Regions from separate parts of the Homo sapiens genome. Here region 2 is linked to region 1. The links are chromatin contacts, found by Hi-C or POLR2A ChIA-PET in ENCODE. All regions are on one chromosome and are shown on one strand. Each heading gives the region's core, a stretch centred on a gene start or an enhancer-like site at or near the end of the contact. The rest is flanking DNA. Distances are from core to core; before and after follow the strand shown.

What was found. A loop is a pair of places that touch in the nucleus more often than their neighbours do. ChIA-PET counts read pairs that join two places held with the same protein, here RNA polymerase II (POLR2A). Pooled maps may share reads with other maps.
Region 2: a loop to region 1 is called in a map of ovary, with 2.1 times the contacts of the local background. The contact joins the promoter of MRI1 here to the promoter of SAMD1 in region 1. A Hi-C loop is called at or near these places in 10 of 168 maps with a recorded cell type or tissue (CD4-positive, alpha-beta T cell, CD4-positive, alpha-beta memory T cell, CD8-positive, alpha-beta T cell and 5 more), 6 of 37 single-sample maps with no recorded cell type and 16 of 50 pooled maps. POLR2A ChIA-PET finds 5 or more read pairs at or near these places in 5 of 52 experiments (CD4-positive, alpha-beta memory T cell, CD8-positive, alpha-beta memory T cell, H1 and 2 more).

Annotation. Positions count from the first base shown.
Region 1 is chr19:14,088,075-14,092,325 of GRCh38, forward strand. SAMD1 (sterile alpha motif domain containing 1) reads right to left here and starts at 2,677. Exons shown (of 5, transcript NM_138352.3): 1 at 1,711-2,677; 2 at 994-1,288; 3 at 806-902; 4 at 597-708; 5 at 1-501. The coding sequence starts at 2,346. The coding sequence ends at 343. PRKACA (protein kinase cAMP-activated catalytic subunit alpha) reads right to left here. Exons shown (of 10, transcript NM_002730.4): 10 at 3,614-4,251. RefSeq lists an enhancer at 529-1,038 and silencers at 1,683-1,732, 2,033-2,292, 2,623-2,842, 2,983-3,032, 3,083-3,412.
Region 2 is chr19:13,762,435-13,766,341 of GRCh38, forward strand. It overlaps MRI1 (methylthioribose-1-phosphate isomerase 1), which reads left to right and starts at 2,088. Exons shown (of 6, transcript NM_001031727.4): 1 at 2,088-2,286; 2 at 2,437-2,675; 3 at 3,520-3,695. The coding sequence starts at 2,155. YJU2B (YJU2 splicing factor homolog B) reads left to right here. Exons shown (of 10, transcript NM_030818.4): 9 at 1-3; 10 at 156-855. The coding sequence ends at 634. RefSeq lists enhancers at 299-815, 3,285-3,907 and a silencer at 2,458-2,507.

The DNA.
Region 1 (4,251 bases), core at 1,427-3,926:
CAGATCCAAACATTTATACAGGAAACATCTGGCTGAACGGAAGAGGATCTTGGGGAGATGAGAAGCCCCCCACATTTCATTTTTTTTTTCCTAAAATGTCCTGGACTGGGTGGGGAGGGTCAGCCACCTGGGGTTTAAGGAGCAATCCCCTCCCCACACCGACGTGCTGAGGAGCAGATGTGTGTGAGACAGACACAAGGGGCAAAGATAAGGACAAGAGGGTGCCCTCTCCTTGGAATCTGTTATGAGGGCTGAGGGTGTCCCCGTCCAGCTCCTGGACTCTGGGGGATCTTGGGTGAGATGGGGGCCGGAATGGGCTGGGGCAGGGGTGAGGCTGGGCGCTCAGCCTAAGAAGCCATCGGGGTCATCATCCTCAAAGTGGCCTTGCTGAAGCACCTTGATGTGGTGCTCGTAGATTTTCAGGGCTGGCCCGAGGCGGATGGACAGGCCGGTGAGCACATCTGTGCGCTGCATGAGCAGCAAAGATTTGCCATCAATTTCCTGGGTGGGACAGGAACAGAGAGAGCCGGGATCAGGGCACATCCCAGGGAGGCCCTCTGTGTCTGTCAGTGTGTAGTCCTGGGCTGGAAACTCACCTGCTCTTGGAAAGCTGTCGCCTGCTCCGGGAATCCAGCCTCAGTAAAATATTCGACGACATCCATCACGGTCCACTCGACGGGATCAGATGGCTTCTCTTTGCGCCCGGGACTGCATCAAAACAAACAGACACCAGTGAACACGGATGTCTCTCTGGCTGTACCACACACCTGAGCAGCACCCCCATGTCTCCAATACCCCAACTTACGGACAGCCAAAGGGGGTCCCGTCGGCCCCAGGTAGGGCTGGTTTGCCTGGGGGCAAAGGCACGGGGGACGGGGAGTCTGGCCCGGTGGCAACAGAAGCTGGGAAGGAAAAAAACACCTGTCTTTGGCTTTGTCTTCGGGCTGAGTTCCTCTCCACCTAGCACTCTTCCCCACCCAGAGGGATCCTTACCTGTTCCCCCTTCCTTGTTCATGGCTGCCATGGAGAACACCTGGCGGGTGCCGCTGCCCGGGGCTGGCCCCCGCCCTTCATCCTGGCCCTGGTGCGGTCCGCAGGGGGTCCACTCCTTGACCCTCTCCTTGGCACTCTGAGGTCCCCGCTCGCCGTTAAGCTGGTGGTGCTGGGCACCTGCAGGACGGTCACTCTCGGGCACTTCAGAGCCCTCTGACACATCATCTTCTTCATCTTCATCTTCATCATCATCTTCTTCCTCTTCTTTCTCAAGTACTCGCTCTTCTCCACCTCTCTGGAGCCGAGGAGAGAAGCATGCAAAATTAGTAGCTGTTCTAATCCCAGACCCTGACTGTGGCGTCCGGGCGGTGGGGAGGAGGAACCGATTCCACCTTTAAGAACAATACGGACTAACTTTTACGCATTCACTCCGTGCCAGGCTCTGTGTTAACTAAAGCCCTCGACAACCAAATCTTACTAAACTCGCTCAACAACCCCAAGGGGTCGCTACTGTTATTAAACCGCGTTTACAGCGGAGGAAACTGAGGCTCCGGGAGATTCAATCACTTGCCAAGGTCACCACGCACCGAGCCCGCAGGAAACGCGCGCAAAGCCCCAGCCACCCGCCACCCAGTTCCTCCCGGGACTCGCGCCCCCGCCACCAACTTCGCCCGCACCTGCCCACCGCGCGGCGCCCCCGCTCCCCGGCGCGCTCACCTTGCTGCGAGACGGGCGGGCGCTGGCGGCCGGCGGCGCCCGTCCGGGCCTGTCCCCGCGGGGCAGCGCAAGCGCTCCGAGACGGGTGCGCTCCAGACGGCCTCGAGCCGCCGCCTCCTCCTCCAGCAGCCCCTGCACGCGGCCGCGGGTTAGGCGACCGCCGGCGCCGCCGCTGCCCCCGAGGTAGCGCACGACTTCCCGCAGGCTCACGGGCCGCGCCGCGCCGCCGGCCCGCACCGCGCCCCCCTCCGGCGGCGGCTGTGGCTGCGGCGGCGGCGGCTGCTGCTGCTGTGGCGGCGCCGGCGGGGCCGGCGGGGTGGCTCCGCGCCGGGGCGGCTGGACGCGCGCCGCGTTGCGGTACGAGATGCTCCCCTTGTAGCTGACCCGGAGCACGGCGCGCTGCTGGATCAGTTTCTCGAGCTCGGCGCGCGTGCGCTCCGGCTCCGGGCCGTGCCGCCGCCGCACCATCCGGCAGATGCGCTCCAGGTCCGGCCGCGCCTTGCGCGAGCGCAGCGAGTCGATGGTGTCCAGGATCCACTCTTGGTAGTGCGGGGAAGCGGCGGACGACGAGGCGGCGGCCGCCGTGGTGGCGGCCGCCGCCGTCTCCGGCGGGGGTAGGGCCGGGGGCCCCGCCATGCCTCCCGCCCGGCCCGGCTGCACCGTGCGCGCTGCCTCCCTCCCAGCGCGGCGCCCCCCTCCCCGGCTCCCCTCCCTCCGCCGCTGCCCGCCTCCTCCGCCTCCCCCCCCGGGGGGCGCAGCGCCTCGGCGGAGCGGCGGCGGCGCTGCTGTTTCTTTGCAAAAAAAAAAAAAAAAAAAAGAGAGAGAGAGGGAGAGAGAGAGAGAGGAAAAAACAGTGAGAGAGAAAGAAAAGAGAGAAAAAAATATGCACACACTCACTCACTCGCACGCACGCACACACAGACCCGCTTCTGCTGGGCGCGCGCGGGGCCGGGGATGCGAGGGGGAGGAGGGGAGCGCGGCGCGGCCGGCCCCTCCCCGCCGCCGCCGCCGCCGCACGCGCGCCCTGCGCCCGGGACACTCCGGCCCCCCTTCCTTCCCTCCCTCCCTCCTCCCCGCCGCCCGCCTTCCTCCCTCCCACCCCCACGCGCCCGCTTTTAAGGTGGAGCCCGGGCCCCCCGCCCGCCCCCTTTACCCTGCGCTCTCGCTCACTCCGGCTCGCTCCGGCCCCCCCTTACAACTCCCGCGCGCTTTTTAAGGAGGCGCCGCGGAGTTGGCCCGGGGCGGGGGCGGGGGAAAGCGGCGGGCGGGGGAGGGGGAGGGGAGTGCCGGGGGGAGTGGAGAGGGGGCGGGCAGGGCGGGCGGGCGGCGCTCGGCCGCCCTCCAGCCATTGGGCGCGGGACCCAGACGTCCCCGGCGCCCAGCCCCCCTCTCCACGCCTCTCCAGCGCGCTCCGCTCTCGGGACCGCACTTACCGGGAACTCGCCGCCCGCGGGCCGGGGCTGCCGCGCTCGCAGGGTGCTGCGGGGACCCTCCTGCTGCCGCCGCCCCCGCGTCCCTCAGGCGCGCCTGGCCCGGCGCTGAGGATGCGGGAAGGGGGGCGCGCACCCTCTCCCCCTTCTACTCCCCCTGCCAGGGCCGCCCCCGCCGCCGCTCGGCCTCCTGGCGCGCCAGCCCCAGCGCCTCCCTAGAGCGCCCTCTCGGTCCCGGGCTGGACGCCGAGGGGGCGCGCCGCAGATTTGGGGACCCCGAATCTGGGGTCAAAGGGCAGTTTGACGCTCGTTTCTCCTGCGGGGCCGAAGGAGTGCCGGAATTTCAGCTAAACCCTGGTTACAAGGACTTCAAGCCAGGACCTGATCGGCCTGCACGCTGGGGTCCGAAATTCCCTTTCCAACCCCCTGGGGGTGTGTGGGTGGGTGATCGAAGTCGAGAACACCAGCGACACTTTTTTTTTAAACAAAACTTTATTGGTAATAGTTTTCAAATATGTTTACAACAGCACACTGTTCAAGAGGAAGTCTCGTCCTTCGCAGCACACAGGTTGAATCGCCCCCGCACCCACCCGGGGCCCCACCCCAGGCCTGAGAACTCCTCCTGGGATGGGGAGAAGTTATGAGAGGGGGAAATACGGGGATGAATGGGGTGGCTCCCCAGCGGCTCCCCACTTTTCTATTACGAGAGAAAAAAGCACAAATGAGAAAGTGGGGGAGAGGTGATGGACAGCTGACAGCTAAGCTGGAGGAGGGGCGCCCAGGATGGGGGAGGCGGAAGCTGGTGGGTGAGTAAAACAGGCAGCCCCTCCCCAGCAGCTCTAGCCTTGAACCCCGGGCCGTGGCTTGGGGGGACTTGGCCTCTTCTGTTCCCTTTTGCAGGGATGCCCTCCCCACTCAGCTGAGGGAAGGCTGGACGTTAAAATCTAGCGGAGAATAAAATTAAGGAGTTGGGGGGAAACGCTGCTGGGAGGAAAGACTTGGGCTTGGGGCTCCCCCTCTGTCTTTTTGGGGGATGACTCCTCTTTGGCAGGGAGAGGGGCAGCTGCTTTGTCTGGCTTTCAAAGCCCAAGGGTGAAGACAGGTCTGTTGG
Region 2 (3,907 bases), core at 838-3,337, 330 kb before region 1:
ACTGTGCGTAGGAGGCCAGGGGGAAAAGGGGACAGGGAGGCTCAGAGTTGCCTGGAGATGGGGGGTCCTCAGCCATGAGTGGACTCTGGTCTACCAGAGGGCAGTTCTGGACCCCCTCCCCTGCCGCCCCTGAAATGTCCTCTCCTCTCCTCTAGCCTACGAGGACAAGCAGAAACTCAAGCGGACCGAGATCATCAGCCGCTCCTGGTTCCCCTCTGCCCCCGGATCCGCCTCCAGCAGCAAGGTCAGCGGCGTCCTGAAGAAGCTGGCACAGAGCCGCAGAACCGCGCTTGCCACCTCCCCCATCACCGTCGGGGACCTGGGCATCGTGCGGCGGAGGTCTCGGGACGTCCCGGAGAGCCCCCAGCATGCGGCCGACACCCCCAAGTCTGGGGAACCGCGGGTACCAGAGGAGGCTGCCCAGGACCGGCCCATGTCCCCCGGAGACTGTCCTCCGGAAACAACTGAGACCCCCAAGTGCAGCAGCCCGAGGGGGCAGGAAGGGAGCCGTCAGGACAAGCCCCTGTCGCCAGCAGGCTCCTCCCAGGAGGCAGCTGACACCCCCGACACGCGGCACCCCTGCAGTCTCGGCTCCTCCCTCGTGGCGGACTACTCCGACTCGGAGAGTGAGTGAGCGATCCCCATCCTGGAGACTGGACCCGCTCTAGAGGCCCGGACACACCCAGGAGGCCCCTCACAGACTGCAGACCCCCGGCTCGCCCACCAGCCCTGGGAGAGCTCAGATGCCGCATCCTCCCCAGACCGCGCCTTCCTGCAACCGTGGAGTTATTTATTTGGTCCTGGTGAGGGTGTTTGTGCCTTGTGAGACTCCGTACATTAAAGACCTGTCTCTTCTTCCCTGTCTTGGGTTGTTAGATGGACCCTGGGGCTGCCCCCCCACCCCCCCACCTTGACCAAGCTTGGTAGGCCTCTCATCAGCAAATGCTGGTATAGGGTCATAGCTGTGACCACAGACATGGTCCCCTTCCAGAGTAACAAGAGTCTCAAGGTGGTGGTCCCGGTTGGCCAGGAATCAGGACAGACTTCCTGGAGGAGGAGGCATGGGCCAAGTGTGAAGGGTGAAAAGGGGGCCAGGAACCACACACACAAGGCCAGGGACAAGGCACACGGGGTACCCAGGATGTGTGCCAGATGCAGCAGGGGCTGGAGCACACAGGTGTGAGCTTTTTATTATACCCAGCCCAGGGGTGGCCCATGGAAAAGCCCCCCGTGCATGTTACTTTTGGGGTTTTTTTGTTTTGTTTTTGAGACCGAGTCTTGCTCTGTCACCCAGGCTGGAGTGCAGTGGCGCGATCTCGGCTCACTGCAACCTCTGCCTCCTGGGTTCAAGTGATTCTTCTGCCTCAGCCTCCCGAGCAGCTGGGACTACGGGTGTGCGCCACCACGCCCAGCTAATTTTTTGTATTTTTAGTAGAGACTGGGTTTCACCATGTTGGCCAGGCTGGTCTCGAACTCCTGACCTCAAGTGATCTGCCCGACTCGGCCTCCCAAAATGCTGGGATTCCAGGCGTGAGCCACAGCGCCTGTCCTGCATGTTACTTTTGAATGAAACCGAGCAGAAAATGGCCCAGAAACAGCCTTGCATCCATCAAGGGGCACACGACCCCCCACTACCTCCCCCTCAACCTTGGAAGATCATTTAACAAATTCTTTGGTTTGAACACTTGATGTTACCTTGCCACTGGGGATACATCCCTAACTCTAGACAGCAGGTTGTTAAACACGGGGCCTGGTATCCACTAGGCGTCCCATAAATGCTGCCACTTTTGTGGTTCCGAGGAGGCGGCTCACTCCGTTCGGGCTTGGCAGGAGTCGTGGAGTGGGTTCGGCCACGTGGAATCCGCGTCCTGGGAACCCGTGGAATCCGCGTCCTGGGAACCCGTGGAATCCGCCTCCTGGGAACCCGTGGAATCCGCCTCCTGGGAACCCGTGGAATCCGCCTCCTGGGAACCCGTGGAATCCGCCTCCTGGGAACCCGTGGAATCCGCCTCCTGGGAACCCGTGGAATCGGGTTGGATGCGCATGTGCGTGTCTCTTTTTCCGGGGGAGGCTCCGCCCACGGCCCCGCCCCGCTCCCAAGTGCGCGCGGACCCCTAGCTCCCTCTGAGTTGCGCTGGGCTTGGCTGCTGCACCATGACCCTGGAGGCGATCCGCTACTCGCGGGGCTCCCTGCAGATCCTAGACCAGCTGCTGCTGCCCAAGCAGAGCCGCTACGAGGCGGTGGGCTCGGTGCACCAGGCCTGGGAGGCCATCCGCGCCATGAAGGTGCAGCGGGGCGGCGGGGCGGCGGGGCGGCGGGGCGGCGGGGCGGCGGGGCGGCGGGGCGGCGGGGCGGCGGGGCGGCGGGGCGGCCGGGTTGGAGGTGGGAGTGCGCCCGCGCCTGCAGCTTCCGACGCCCAAATCCCTGCCCCGCAGGTGCGGGGCGCCCCGGCCATAGCCCTGGTGGGCTGTCTCAGCCTCGCCGTGGAGCTGCAGGCGGGCGCCGGGGGACCGGGACTCGCCGCGCTCGTGGCCTTCGTGCGCGACAAGCTGAGCTTCCTCGTCACCGCCCGGCCCACCGCTGTCAACATGGCCCGCGCCGCCCGCGACCTGGCTGATGTTGCAGCCCGGGAGGCCGAACGGGAGGGCGCTACGGAAGAGGCGGTCCGGGAGAGGTACGGGGATCTGGTACCAGGCACGGCGCTGAGCAGGAATTATATTGACTCTTTTTAAGTACAGTGACCCACTATACAGATGGGGAAACTGAGGCACGGCGACCTTAAGTCCCTTGTCCAGGGCCCCACAGATGGGGAGACTGAGGCACGGCGACCTTAAGTCCCTTGTCCAGGGCCCCACAGATGGGGCCCAGAGTCTAGCCTGGGCAGCCTGGCCCTGAAACCTAACTCCTTAATCGTGCCTCCCCTGAATACACGCAGCCCCTTATCCGCCCTTGGAGGCCCTTTTTAGTATCTCCGTGTTCTCTTGGTTTCTGCTTTTGAGGAACTTTTTTTCCTGTCCTGGTCCCCTTCCTGCCATCTTTTTCCCCCCACTTCCTTTCTGCTCCAGCCCTCCCTGCAATGTCACTTTACCCCACCAAGCTCGAGCCTGCCTTACAGCCTTTGCACGTGCCATTGGTGCGGGCCAGGTATCCATAGCGCCCTCCTCCACCATTCTATATGATCCAGCTCACCCGCTGCTCTCTGTTGCCTGATTCTGCCGGCTTTTCCTTCATTTTATTATCTCTTCATCAGCTGGCTCACTCACCCCAGTGTCAACTCCACAGGAGCAGAGATTTTTGTCTTGTTTACTGCTGGGTCATACCGGAACTGCTTGGTAAACATGTCTTTGCATGAATGAACGGAGTGACACTTCGGTGGCCCTGGCCGAAGGGTCCAGGCCCCACAGCAATGAGAGGCTTTGAGCAGGAGGGCTCCAGGACAGCAGCGTTAGGCAGAGAGGAGGCGTTGGCCTGGGCCCCGGGTCCTGGTGGCTGGTGCTGAAAACTCCTTGTCACCCCAGAGTGATCTGCTGCACCGAGGACATGCTGGAGAAAGACCTCAGAGACAACCGAAGCATTGGGGACCTAGGAGCCCGCCACCTCCTGGAGCGGGTGGCCCCCAGCGGTGGCAAGGTGACTGTGCTGACCCACTGTAACACTGGTGCTCTGGCCACCGCTGGCTATGGTACAGCCCTAGGTGAGAGGGCCTCCTCAGGGGGTAGGGGAGGGCCTTCTAGGAACTTTTTTAGATACAAGAGAAAGAATCCCAAACCCAAACCACTTTATCCACAAAAAAAATGGGAAGGTACTAGTTCTAGTACGGAAACACTTATACAGTTGGCTTCAGGTATGGCAAGATCAAGGGGCTCAACCAGTAGCATCAGGACCTATCTATCTCTGTGCTTCAGC